Regions from separate parts of the Homo sapiens genome. Here region 1 is linked to region 2. The links are chromatin contacts, found by Hi-C in ENCODE. All regions are on one chromosome and are shown on one strand. Each heading gives the region's core, a stretch centred on a gene start or an enhancer-like site at or near the end of the contact. The rest is flanking DNA. Distances are from core to core; before and after follow the strand shown. Region 1 overlaps KIAA2012. Region 2 holds the start of CASP10 (caspase 10).

Region 1 (7,090 bases), core at 3,065-5,564, 990 kb after region 2:
AACCCGGGAGGCGGAGGTTGCAGTGAGCCGAGATTGTGCCACTGCATTCCAGCCTGACGACAGAGCAAGACTCTGTCTCAAAAAAAAAAAAAAAAAGAAAGAAAAAAAAAGAAAAGTACCCATCACAAAGTGCTCAAAAAGGGATATTCATCTACTCTTTAAAAATCTTTAATAGGAGCCACAATTTGCTCCTTGTCAGGAGAGCCTTATTCTAAGGTAATAACATAATGATTTCTTTACTTTCCCAGTCTGGGTGGCATAAGGGGTATTGGGGGTGCTTTTGGGGGATGCATGTAGTCCTCTGCTTAAGTCCAGGTATGGGCAGCAGACCCAAAATGAATGAAGCAGCCTTCCAGCCTCTGCATTCAGTGAAGTTACTGTGACATAACTCCTTGGGACATGACAGAACTGCTTTAAGAGTCTTAGGAGGAGTGAGAGATTTGGGGAACCCTGCATGAGGTGCAGGGGGTCCTTAAGGAGCAGCCTGGAACAATGTGGGGGTGGGGACGAAAGGCAGGTATTGTGGAAATTCTCAGAAACAAATAAGCCATTTCCATCATTTCTGTTCTGTCAAAAAAAGGAGGCCCAGAGCCCTATTGCCTTATTCAAGAGACAGATGTGTAGTAGATAGGATGTTGGTACAACTGTTCTAACAAAGGCCAAAGTAAAGTGACTTCAAACGAGATGGAAGGGTTATTCCTCTCTGATGGAAAAGTCTGAGCTGGCAGGCAGGGGGTCCCTGGGATCCATGAAGTCTAATTCAATTGCACAAATGCTTAATTGGGTGGCTACTAAGTACCACCTATAGCCCCATGTGTTATGTGAGCTGCTTGAAGGCAAGGATCATGCCTTATTCAGGCCTGGTAAATGTTTCCTAAATGAATGAATGAGTCAAATGTATGAATGAATGAATATGCTAAGTATTCAAAGGATTCAAAGATGACAAAACCAAGTTTCCTACCCTCAAGGCCTCACAGTGAAGACTTCAACTGCAGGCATGATGTTCACTGTGAGGAAACAGTGCCTCCCAGGGTTACTAAGGTCACAGCCCTCTAACTAGGGTGCAGTCAAGGAACCTACAGCCACCAGCCAGAACCTGCACCTTCACCATAGACCCAGAAGCAGCCAACAGGCAACAGGTAACTAATGCTGATGGGGAAGGAGGACACTGGCTCTGTCAGCTTCTCAGTGAGTGTCCCAGCAGCCAATGCCCTCATTAACCTGATAAGGCTGGTCTAATTCGTGGCTAGTGTACCAAGTCGTTTCATCATAGTGCAGTCTAGACCAGAGATTTTTGTAAGAACCACCTATCTAGACCCATTCTAGCTAGCACCTGGGAGCTTATTAGAAAAGAGAATCTGGGGTCTCACCCCAGACCTGCCTGTTAACAAGGTCCTCAAGTGATTCGTATGCCCACTGATGTCTGGGAAACACTGAAATCTATTCATCGAGGAAACTGGGTTTCAGATTCAAAAGACATGGATTCCTTTACCAGCTGTGCCTTTGATTAAGTCTGTAGTTTAGGGAAGGGCGGATTGCTTCTCTGGGCCTTGGTCTCCTTTCCCATAAACCAAGGAGGTCGGGATGGATCATCTCTAGGGCCCCATCCCATTCTCATGCTCTGGCCGTCTATGAGTCGCTCAGGCTTGCACAGTGGTAGGCTGTAGATCCAGGACTGGGGCGGGGCCTCCTTCCCAAGCTCATCCCCCACCCCCACTTCCGGGGAAGGCTGGTCTGCCACCTTCACTGTGTCCTACATAAATCTCTTCTACCACCCAGCCTCCCTCAGGTGACAGCCTGGGAGGAGGCCATCCCTGTGCCATTTGTGAGCCCTGGCTCAGTGCAGCAACAAGTGAGTGAGAGCTCAATGGGTCAAGATGGGAGCACTGCTTTGCCACGGTTCTCTGGCATGGCATGAGGACTCCATAAACCTCTGGGCCTCTGGAGGCTTCCACTTCCTGATCTGAAAATAACAAAATTGACCTTCCAATCTCTGTTTCTCACTTTCTGTGATTCAATGACATTGGAACTGTTTCTGTTAAGGGGAAAAGCAGAATCCACGGTGCTACCACTGAGATAGCTCCATGGTTCAGCCTCCAGGTTCAGGCCGTCTTAAGTCTTTAACCACCGACTGCATGAATGGAAGCTTCCATTATTCACTCAGCATACACTTGCTGATCCCTACTAAGTTTCATAGCCTTCATGGTTGGATAAAACACACTCCTTACTGCAGCTCCCGCTTTGGTGGAGGAAACAGATATGTGTGCAGACAGCTCCAGTGAGTGGAGTGTGATCAGTGCTCTAAGAGAATACAGGAAGGACAACTGATCCAGACCGGGGCAGAAATCTGATCCAGATAGAGAGAAATCAGGTAGGGCTTCCTGTAGGAGGTAATGGCTGACATGAAGGAAGGCATTTACGAACCTAGACTGCGTTCACCCATTTGTGATGAAGACATCAAGAGAAGGCAGCAGTTCACACTCCCTGTGTGCCAGGCACCAGGCTATGCATTTTCTGTAAAGTGCCTCATTTAACTTTTATACTAATCCTGTAAAGAAGCAGGCCTTGGTATCCCTATTTGTCAGATGAGACAATTGAGGCACAGAGTGGTTAAGTACCACATCCTTGCTCGCAGAGCTGGGCAACAGTGAGGCTGACCTCCCCAGGCTGTCTGCATAGATTAATGCTGGATGTTAACAGCTATCAAAAAGAGGGTTCGCCCCCCACGGGAGAAAACAGCAAGGTCCGGGGAAATAGAGATTTAAAGAAATACTACACACACACACACACACACACACACACAGACATATACACACACACATTCATACATAGACACACACACAGACACATATACACAGACACACATGCACACACACACACACACACCCCAACTAGAGAAATATGAATGAAAAGATTCTTCAAGCAGTTTTTTTAAAGGGAATAAAAAGGTGTGGCCAATCGGGGAGGGAGGCCAAAGTGGTCCAGCAGTGCGGCATCTGCGCCTCCGCGGCGGCAGGGGCCCCGCAGCAGGCGCGCTGGGAGCAGCTTCTCTCGGGGCCTGCCGCGTTTATGGCTTCAATAGCGCCGCTCCGGGTCCCCGCGGCGTCGGAGAGGCTTCTGCCTAGCGCCTCTCTGCTGCGCGAGGTCGTCCCGGCCTTACAAAAGGAGCTCCTCGCTGGTGAGCTCAAGACCCCAGGCGGGCTCTCCCCGAAGGGTCACTTCTCCGAGTGTGTCGCCTCCTTTAGTCTTTTCTTTTCCTCTCTGTGGTGGCTTGTGATGTCTCTAACGCTGGGGCCTCCTATGGACTCCATCCCGAGATGGAGACTGGCAGAGCTAGAAGGTCTAAACATCTGAAAAGCAGGCACGCATAGTCCCTGGGGAGAAGGCAGGGAGGCAGGCAAACCCCTGGAGTGCCACCCAAACAATTGGACTTTTTAATTGATACTGTTTTATTTTGGCCAATTTTCCACTTAGGGGTGGAGAAAAGGGAAGTAATTTTTGGCATTTACTTTTTTTTTTTTTTTTTTTGGAGACAGAGTCTTACTCTGTTGCCCAGGCTTGAGTGCAGTGGCGTGATGGCTCACTGCAACCTCCGCCTCCCAGGTTCAAGCAAGTCAGCCGCCTCAACCTCTCGAGTAGCTGGGATTGCAGGCGCCTGCCACCACGCCCTGCTAATTTTTGTATTTTTAGTAGAGACGGGTTTTCGCCAGGCTGTTTGCGGGCTTACGCCCGCGTCGGCCTCCCAAACTGTTGGGATTACAGGCGTGAGCCACCGCGCCTGGCCATTTTTGGCATTTACTATGAAGCAAGACGTAATGCTAGGTGCTTTATGTACTTTGAGCTTATTTTATCCTCACTATAACCTTATGAGGCAAAGTGCATTGTTTCTATTCCACAGATGAGGAAAATGAGGCTCAAAGAGGTTAGGTAACTTGCCCAAGGGGCACACAGCCAGTAAGTGGAGAAGCTGAGAGATGAACCCAGGTTTCTATGACTCCATGCTCCTTGAATCTTTGAGTTGTGATGCCATCCCTGTGTTTCTGAGAGGAAATAGTAAAAAGTCAGGGAAACATCACGAAATTATGGCAGTATGTTTTTTAAGCCAGCATGAATCTTGGAGGTGATCTAGAAGTTCTTTTATATTATGGATGAAGAAACCTGAGGCCTACAAGTCAAGAGAATCGTGCATGACAACTAATTATTAAAACCAGGGTAACTGGAGTCTGCCCAGTGTTAGTGGTTATCTAGTTCAGTTCAGTTCCGTTCAGGTCAGTTTCGTTTTGAAGACTTTTCCTTGGGCAGTTTCCAGCTTCAGGAATAAACAGCTCCAGAAGGAGCAAGTGTAATGATTGCCTGACCTGTGCAAAGAAGTGAGGAGTAGCCAGTGCTGGAAAAGTTCCTCCTAACACTGTGGAGAAAACAGGGAGACCAGAAGTGTGTGCCCAGGAGTCCTGGTGGTGCCACTCACCAGAATCTACAGCCTGGAAGATGGCACCATGCAAAGGTCTGGGGCTCCTTGCTCCCCACATTGCCCAGTATGATGCCTGCACAGTCATGGCACAGCACACTGCCAGGCCCTGCTATCTGCAGCCTGCAGTACTAGGTGCAAAATATTCTGCTAGTCCTTAGCACCTACATGACCTAACTCTGGTACTGCTCTATTTTTCCTCTGGGAAGTATTTCAAAGTTCTCCTTCATATTGGAAGAGGAGGAAGTAGGAAGTGGTGCACGCTTAAGAATGTTTCTGGTTTACTCCTACACAGCCCAGACTGGGGAAGTCCCCCGGGAAGTCCCCCAGAGTCCCAGAGAACAGCAGTCGTCCCTTGATTCTGAAAATTCTCTTCACCTTCCAGGAAGAAAAGCTCATTTCTAACAAGAGACCTAAATTTGTCAAAACCCAAAAGCAGCTAAAACTAGAGATAAGGACAACATAAGAAAGGAAAATTATAGGCCGGGCCTGGTCACTCACGCCGGTAATCCCAGCACTATGGGAGGCCAAGGCGAGCGGATCACCTGAGGCTGGGACTTCGAGACCAGCCTGACCAACATGGAGAAACCCCGTCTCTACTAAAAATACAAAATTAGCTGGGCGTGGTGGCACGTGCCTGTAATCCCAGCTACTCAGGAGGCTGAGGCAGGAGAATCGCTTGAACCCGGGAGGCAGAGGTTGCAGTGAGCCAAGATAGCACCATTGCACTCCAGCCCGGGCAACAAGAACGAAACTCCATCTCAAAAAATAAAATAAAAAAAGGAAAATTATAGACCAATCTCACTTATGATCAAACATACAAAACTCCTAAATAAACTATTAACCAATCAAATTCTTAAGCTTATATTTTTAAAAGTATTAACAATACACACAACTGAATTTGGTTTATCACAAGAATTCAAAGAGGGTCTAACATATGAAAATATATTTATAATCCACACTAAGAGGTTAGTGGGGAAAAGCCTTAGGGTCATCTCAATAGATGCAAAAGGAAAAAAATAAAATTCACCCATTCCCAATTAAAACTTATCAGACTAAGAATAGAAGAGGGCTTCTTGATTTTGACAAAGAGTATCCATGAAAAACCTATAGTAAACATCACACTTGAATACTTGAATGGTAGAACTTGAGAAGCATTCTTTTTTTTTCTTTTTTGAGACACAGTTTTGCTCTTGTCGCCCAGACTGGAGTGCAACGGCACGATCTCGGCTCACTGCAACCTCTGCCTCCCAGGTTCAAGCAATTCTTCTGCCTCAGCCTCCCAAGTAGCTGGGATTACAGTTGCTCACCACCGCACCTGGCTAATTTTTTGTATTTAGTAGAGATGGAGCTTCACCATGTTAGTCAGGCTGGTCTCGAACTCCTGACCCCAGGTGATCCACCCTCCTGGGCCTCCCAAAGTGCTGGGATTACAGGCATGCGGCACTGCGCCTGGCCAAGAAGCATTCTCTTTAGAGACAGGACTAGGACAAGGATGTCCTCTATCAGTGATTCTATTCAACATTGTACTAGCAATGCTAGCCAGAACGGTAAAGAAACCAAAAAAAGGAAAGATGAAAGGATAGGAAGGAGGAAAATGACACTGGTATTATTTCCAGACTATATTATTACTTATATGGAAAATTCAAGGGACTCTACAGACAAGACATTAAAAGACAAAAGAATTCAGCAAGATTACTAAATACAGATCAATACACAGAAATCAATTGTGTAAAAAATAGTGTTTGAAAACATAAAGCACAATTTAAAAATAGAATTTAAAAGGAATTGTTATTATGGAAAACTGCAAACATACACAGAAGTGAACAGAGCAGCACAGTGAATCCCATATACCCATCTCTTGGCCAGTGTTGTTCACCTGTATCTCCAACTCCTTTCTCTCTCCCATGTTATTTTGAAACAAATTTTAGGCTCATATCATTTTATTCATATATACTTGAGAACATATCTCTCAAAGATGAGAAATGACTTTTTTTATTATTATTATACTTTAAGTTTTAGGGTACATGTGCACAATGTGCAGGTTAGTTACATATGTATACATGTGCCATGCTGGTGCGCTGCACCGAGAAATGACTTTTAACATAATCATGATACCATTATTACACCCAAAATTTAAATAATTCTTTAATATAATTGAATATTCAGTCAGTTTTCAAAGTTCAAATTGTCCCATAATTATTATAATTGTTTTGGAATTTGCAAACCAACTGTTTACAATTGGTTGATATGACCTTTAAATCTCATTGAATTTATAAGTTCCCTTCCATTTCTTTTTTTTCCCCCTTTTAGTGTATTTGTAGGAAATTGGGTCACTTGTCTTGTTGAGTTTCAATCTAGACTTTGCTGATTGCGTCCTCATAGTGTAGTTTAACATGTTTCTCTGTCTTCCACATGTCCTGTAAGTTAACACTTGGGTCTAGAAACTTGATCAGATTCCGGTTTGGTTTGGTTTTTCCTTTTGGCAGTCTATAAATTCAGTGCAATTTCAATTTTAAAAATCCCCAACAGGGTTTTTGGCAGAACATGATTAGCTGATATTAAAATTCATATAGAAAAGCCAGAAATAGTTGTCATGGTCTGAATGTTTGTGTCCCCCAA
Region 2 (7,113 bases), core at 468-2,967:
TTTAGTTGAGATGTGGTTTCACCATGATGGCCAGGCTGGTCTTGAACTCCTGACCTCAAGCAATCTGCCCACCTCAGCCTCCCAAAGTGCTGGGATTACAGGTGTGAGCCACTGTGCCTGGCCAGGACTTGTCTTTTTCTTTTCTTTTTTTTTTTGAGAAGGAGTCTTGCTCTGTAGCCCAGGCTGGAGTGTGATGGCGTGATATCCGCTCACCGCAACCTCCACCTCCTGCCTTCAAGCGATTATCCTGCCTCAACCTCCCGAGCAGCTAGGATTACAGGTGTGTGCCACCACGCCCAGCTAATTTTTTGTATTTGTAGTAGAGACAGCGTTTCACCATCTTGGCCAAGCTGGTCTCGTGATCCGCCTGCCTCAGCCTCCCAAAGTGCTGGGATTACAGGCGGGAGCCACTGCACCTGGCCCCAGGACTTGTCTTTCTTAAGCACAGAAGTTCTCTGAATGATGCCTAGGACATGGAAAGGACATTTTAATACATTTGCTAATCAAAGCATCATAAATCTTGCTTTTTTTCCCCATAGATAAAACATCTTTCTAAGACTCTGTACCTCTTTCCAGAGTGCTGCACATTTGAGTTAGCTTAATTATAGTGTAGTGACTTTGATCCAAACTTGCTGGTTTAAATCTTGGCTCTTCCAGCCGCTCACTGTGTGACCTTGGGCAAATTAATTAACCTTTCTGTGCCTTAGTTTTCACATGTTAAAGCAGCAGTCATAGTAATAGTATTTATCTTACAGTGTTGTTGGGATGGTGAAATGAGTAAATATTTGTAAATGCCCTGGCACATGGTAGTTGCAATATTAGTGTGCAGTATTGTTTTTATGATTAGAAATAATGTCTTCAAAGTCTCACTTTCCTGCTGGTTTGAATGTGCTGTGAGAACACATACTGTCAGTTTTGCCTACCACAAATTTGTTGAGTCTCTTGCAGGTACCTCCAAATGGGCTTGTAATTCACCATCCCCACTTTTCTTTTTTTTTTCCTTTCTTTTTCTTTTTATTTCTTAATTTCTCCCACAAAGACTGAAAGTGAATCCCCACTTTTCTTTTATCTTTTAAAAATTTTATTTGTGGGCCGGGCACGGTGGCTCCATGCCTGTAATCCCAGCACTTTGGGAGGCCAAGGAGGGTGGATCACAAGCTCAGGAGTTCGAGACCAGCCTGGCCAACATGGTGAAACCTCGTCTCTACTAAAAATACAAAAAATTAGCCGGGCGTGGTGGCGCATGCTTGTAATCCCAGCTACTCGGGAGGTTGAGGCAGGAGAATCACTTGAACACAGGAGGCAGAGGTTGCGGTAAGTGGAGATCGCTCCATTGTTTATTTGCATGTGGACATAAGAAAGGGTTAACATGGCCGACAACTATTTCATGAGCTTTTTGGCTTTATTTGAAAAGTGAAGTGTGTTTGGGGAAGGAGTTGGTTAGGAAAACAGATGCTTCCCTTTTTGACTTACCAAGGAAATGGAGATCCAAAGGAAAGCCTGAAGCACTTTGTGGCTTCCACGGGTTCGTTTCTAGGAAGCTTTTGCTTTACCTGGGGAAACCCCAAGCTCTACAGTGAGAAAGTTGTAAATTAGCCTTTAGGAGACGCTGTTTGTCAAAGTTATCTTAACCCTGGAAAAGGGGAGGGAAAAAGGCAGATAAGCAGTGATGACATCAGCAGGAAACTAGTATCAGGCTACCCAGTCCTGAAGATTCAGTTTTCACTTAAACAACCAGCAAGTCTTGAAGTCTCTTCCCAAGCAAATGGGAGCTTCTTTGGACCTTGGAGCACACAGAGGATTCTACTTTCTTTAAAACTTTGTTTTCAGGCAATTTCCCTGAGAACCGTTTACTTCCAGAAGATTGGTGGAGCTTGATCTGAAGGTATGTAATTAACAACCCTTCTTACTCCAGAGTCTCATGCTTGAATCTTTTCCTTTGCTTCATGGCTTCGTGTTGTAGAAACTTGCAAAAACTTGTCAGCAATGGCACTATTTTTTCTTAGATTTCTTTGTCATGCCTGGGAAAACAAAAGTTAAAAAATCCGGAAGCCTCCAACATAGCCTTTTACCGGGGCAGAAATATGTTAGCTCACAGAGACAAAGTTTGGTAGACTCACTAAAACTAGAGATCAGAATTGTCAAGAAACCACAAGGCAAATGCTAGATGCGGTAGAATAGAAAGGTGTCTCCAATAAACCACTCATTTGACCTCAGGGCTAGTAGCAGGGAAGATCCCCTGGATTATCACATTAAAAATGACATTTTTTTGTTTCTTTTAACACCAAAAGTAATGTGTATGCTCACATATGCATAAAATTTGAGAAATTCAATTGGAAGCCCAGAAGGAAATTTGTATTATCTATAGTTATGTCACCTCGATATAACCACTGTTTGTTATGGAGGTTTTGATTTTTGCTGTGTCTTCCTTCCTTTATTTATTTATTTATTTATTTATTTATTTATCTATTTATTTATTTGAGACGGAGTCTCCCTCTTTCACCCTCCAGCACTCAAGCTGGAGTGCAGTGGCACAATCTTGGCTTACTGCAACTTCCGCCTCCCAGGTTCAAGCAATCCTCCCATCTCAGCTTCCTATGAAGCTGGGACCACAGGCATACACCACCAAGCCCAGCTAATTTTTGTATTTTTTGTAGAGACGGGGTTTCACCGTGTTGCCCAGGCTTGTCCCGAATTCCTGGCCTCACAGTGATCCACCTGCCTCAGTCTCCTGAAGTGCTTCTCTGATTATAATGAAATTTAGTATGTAGAATACCATAGTTTATAGACTAGTCAGATGGAAACATTGACTCATGTAATTTTTATCTTCCTTCGCTGATTTGAGCAACTCTTGTCTAAAATCACCCTTTCCTTCTGAGGTCTAGGAGGTTTTTTTGTTGTTGTTTTGTTTTGTTTTTGAGGCAGGGTCTTGCTCTGTCACCCAGGGTGGAGTGCAGTGGCACAATCATGGCTCACTGGAACCTCCATCCCCGGGGCTCAAATGATCCTTCTGCTTCAGCCCTCTGAGTAGTTGGGACCACAGGCGTGCACCACCATGCCTGGCTAATTTTTGTATTTTTTGTAGAGATGGGGTTTTACCACGTTGCCCAGTCTGGTCTTGAACTCCTGGCCTCAAGTGATCCACCCGCCTTGGCCTCCCAAAGTGCTGGGATTATAGGCGTAAGCCATGACACCCCACCTGTTCCTTCCTTTATAAAGTATTTTCTTGTTTCTAAAAATAGCCAAGTTCTGCATATTGACTACATACCTCAAGTGCTTATAGAATAAATAGTATTACAATGAAAATTTTATCACTGCATTGCTCCTCTGATTATGATGAAATTTAGTATAGAGAATAGCATAGTTTATAAACTGATCAGATGGAAACATTGACTCATGTAATTTGTTTTTTTTTAGTGAAAACAAGTTTATTAGAGAAGTAAAGAAACAAAAGAATGGCTACTCCATAGACAGAGCAGCCGACTCATGTAATTTTTAACTTCCTACACTGATTTGAGCAACTCTTGTCTAAAACCACCCTTTCCTCCTGAGGTCTAGGATATTTTATTTATTTATTTTTCTTTTTGAAACAGGGTCTCACTCTGTCACCCAGGGTGAAGTGCAGTGGCATGATCATGGCTCACTGCAACCTGTGCTCCCCAGGCTCAAATGATCCTTCCATCCTCGGCCTCCTGAGTAGTTGGGACCACAGGCATGTGCCACCATGCCCTGATAATTTTTTGTATTTTTAGTAGAGACCAGGTCTCGCCATGTTGCTCAGGCTTGAGGTCTAGGATTATGCCTTCCCTTTCTGTAAGATAAAGGCCTGCCCTCTTACAGGTAGCAGTCTGAAGTTAAGATGTAACACACATACCTCACGGTACCTTGCTGTCTTTGGGTTGATAGATCATAAGGATAACCCTGCCTCCCCCAGATTGCTTTGTGTCTAAAACTTAAAGCATAGAGCCAAGTGCTATTTCTGCCACGTGCTGGAAATGAATGTAAGGGCTCCAATCAGGCTACCAGGCTTGAGAAAAATTGTGCTGTGTCCCTCCATCTTAACTTTCTCTCTCTGGGAACATTTTGATTTGGGAGAAATCAAGGTGAATTGAATTCCAATATAAGCACCCTCCAAGTTTCCTAAAAAGTAACTTGCAAGTGTTGGGGAAAAGTTTTCTGGGCTGTTGCTTTTTGAAGTAGCCTCGCCGTAATTTTTATTTTTCAGCACTTCTAGGAAAGTCTAATGCCCAGAACGGAGAAGGTTGTGGTGAGGGGAGGGCCTGGGAAGTCAGGGGGCCATATGTCCTCACTCTCTAACTCCCTGCCCCACCTCTCTGTCCCTTTCAGGCTGGCCATGAAATCTCAAGGTCAACATTGGTATTCCAGTTCAGATAAAAACTGTAAAGTGAGCTTTCGTGAGAAGCTTCTGATTATTGATTCAAACCTGGGGGTCCAAGATGTGGAGAACCTCAAGTTTCTCTGCATAGGATTGGTCCCCAACAAGAAGCTGGAGAAGTCCAGCTCAGCCTCAGATGTTTTTGAACATCTCTTGGCAGAGGATCTGCTGAGTGAGGAAGACCCTTTCTTCCTGGCAGAACTCCTCTATATCATACGGCAGAAGAAGCTGCTGCAGCACCTCAACTGTACCAAAGAGGAAGTGGAGCGACTGCTGCCCACCCGACAAAGGGTTTCTCTGTTTAGGTGAGGACGGGTCTGTGGTGGAGATGGGAGGATCTCCCATCTAGTGTTCATTCTGGCCATTGGGCTTTGAAAGGAAGCTGCAGTTAAGATCTTTTGGTTATCTACCTCCTTGGATGATAAACCAGGAGATTCTAAACCTCCTTCTCAGCCTCTGATGCTAATGAGATAAGAGTTGGGAGGTCAGCAAAGCTTCAAGACCAAGCCCTGGGCCCAGAGGTGGCTTCCCTTTGTTTTGCTTCTCACTAGCAGTGAAGCCCACCTCAGTGTGGCAGAGCCCGTGTTTTCCCTGCTTACCAGCGGCTACACGTGCAGATCTTCTCCCTCCTGGGATCCACTAGTCTGTCTACCTGTTTCCCGGGGTCTTGAGAAGAGAGTAATGCATACTTGGAGTGAAATAAGCAAGATGAAAAAAGAGATGTGTTTCTGGGGTAGGGAGGGATGTCATTTATGCCATGTCTAGTTATAGAAATTTCTATATTTTTGGGTGGGAATCCAGAAAGGTAAAAACAGGCATTTTGCCCAAAGAGGTAAAATTTAGGCATTGGTCTTATCATGGATGACAGCGTTTTATTTTTATTTTGAGACAGAGTCTCGCTCTGTCACTCAGGCTGGAGTGAAGTGGCACCATCTCAGCTCACTGCAACCTCCGCTTCCTGGGTTCGAGCGATTCTCCTGCCTCAGCCTCCTGAGTAGCTGGGACTACAGGCACCCACCACCACACCTGGCTAATTTTTGTATTTTTAGTAGAGACAGGGTTTCCAACATGTTGGCCAGGCTGGTCTGGAACTCCTAGCCTCAAGTGATCCACGCACCTCGGCCTCCCAAAGTGCTGGGATTATAGGTGTGAGCCACTGTGCCAGGCTGATGACAGTGTTTAAAATTGTTCACTGACATAGTGTCCACATCAGAGAACCTCACGAAGAGGAGCCTTTGGAGGGTGTTTTATGGTCTCTGCGATTAGAACACATTAAGCCTTAGCGGTGGAACTGGCTTCCAGAACCTGAGTTGCCCTTGAGTCAGTGGAAGGAATGATGAATTCCAGAAATCCATATTTCCATTCTGCTGGCTAAACATCTGAGGGACAGTCTCTGACACATAGGGGTGTTAGTATGTGGATGAAATCCTCACTGTTTCTGGTTGTGGATTATATCTCGAAGCTGGGGTAGTTTTCTTCCCTTTTCAATATACAACCGACTGTACCTTGGCTGGCCTGGGGTCCTATCTACCAAGGGCCTGTAAAGTAAGCCTGAATTTCTTGATGGAATCAGGAGATGGGAAGGCATGTCAGAATTGTGTTTTATGCCTTTTTTTTTTTAAATATGCCTTCTTAGTGTGGTGAAAAACAGCATTAGACTTGGAGTCAGAAGGCCTGCTTCTACCACTTACTGTGTTATCTTTATTTAAACAAGTCACTTAGAAACTGAAAGTTTTCATTTTTTGAACCTATAAATGGGATTAATAATTGTCTACACATAGAGTTGATCATTCAAATGACAGAAAACATTTATGAAAGCACTTGATTGATTATGGTGTCCTCCACAAGTGTAAGGCTTTATTTGTCATTTTGGGTGTGTGTCTTAGAAACCTGCTCTACGAACTGTCAGAAGGCATTGACTCAGAGAACTTAAAGGACATGATCTTCCTTCTGAAAGACTCGCTTCCCAAAACTGAAATGGTGAGTGGGTCATACAGAATGGGTCTGTGTGAGCACTGTCTTAATCAATGATTAGAAAGATGCTGGAAAGGGTTTTTAGGGAGATTTATTTTTTATGGGAGACAGTATCATACAATGGTTACGAACATTGGCTTTGGTGCTGGATGAGCCTAGATTCTGGTCCTGATTCTAATTCTAAACCCATGCTGTGAGGCCAATGATTGAACTTTTCTGAGTCTCTATTTTCTTAGACGTAAAATTGTGGGCAATCGTATGACTTCCTTCTAGGATTGTTGGGAGAATTAGCTGGAATAATGTTCATGAAGCATTAGCATGAGGCCAATATTTGGTATAGCATTCAGTAAATGCTCACTTCTGTTGGAATCTGTTGTGTTTTGTTTTTGTTTTTGTTTTTTTTTGAGACGAAGTCTTGCCTTGTTGCCCAGGCTGGAGTGCAGTGGCATGATCTCAGCTCACTGCAACCTCCACCTCCTGGGTTCAAGCCATTCTCCTACCTCAGCCTCCCTAGTAGCTGGGATTACAGGCATGCACCACCATGCCCAGCTAATTTTTGTATTTTTAGTACAGACAGGGTTTCACCCTGTTGGGCAGGCTGGTCTAGAACTCCTGACTTCAAGTGATCTGCCTGCCTTGGCCTCCCAAAGTGTTGGGATTACAGGTGTGAGTCACCGCACCTGGCCTTGTCCAGTTTTTTCTTTCAAGTGCCTTTTAATCTGTAGGTTAGATTTCCTCCCTGC

Evidence for each region. A loop is a pair of places that touch in the nucleus more often than their neighbours do. Pooled maps may share reads with other maps.
Region 1: a loop to region 2 is called in a map of PC-9, with 13 times the contacts of the local background. The contact joins the enhancer-like site here to the promoter of CASP10 in region 2. A Hi-C loop is called at or near these places in 4 of 168 maps with a recorded cell type or tissue (CD4-positive, alpha-beta T cell, CD4-positive, alpha-beta memory T cell, PC-9 and 1 more), 1 of 37 single-sample maps with no recorded cell type and 10 of 50 pooled maps.

Annotation. Positions count from the first base shown.
Region 1 is chr2:202,168,339-202,175,428 of GRCh38, forward strand. The region is part of intron 15 of KIAA2012; the gene reads left to right. Among named protein-coding and RNA genes, the nearest start is that of KIAA2012-AS1, 55 kb to the left of the region's middle. RefSeq lists enhancers at 2,562-3,380, 4,633-4,842. Within about 2 kb of position 4,315, at least 2 of the 41 ENCODE cell types and tissues checked have a DNase peak (open chromatin) inside an H3K27ac peak, as active enhancers do.
Region 2 is chr2:201,181,424-201,188,536 of GRCh38, forward strand. It overlaps CASP10 (caspase 10), which reads left to right and starts at 1,718. Exons shown (of 10, transcript NM_032977.4): 1 at 1,718-1,885; 2 at 4,348-4,701; 3 at 6,283-6,376. The coding sequence starts at 4,355.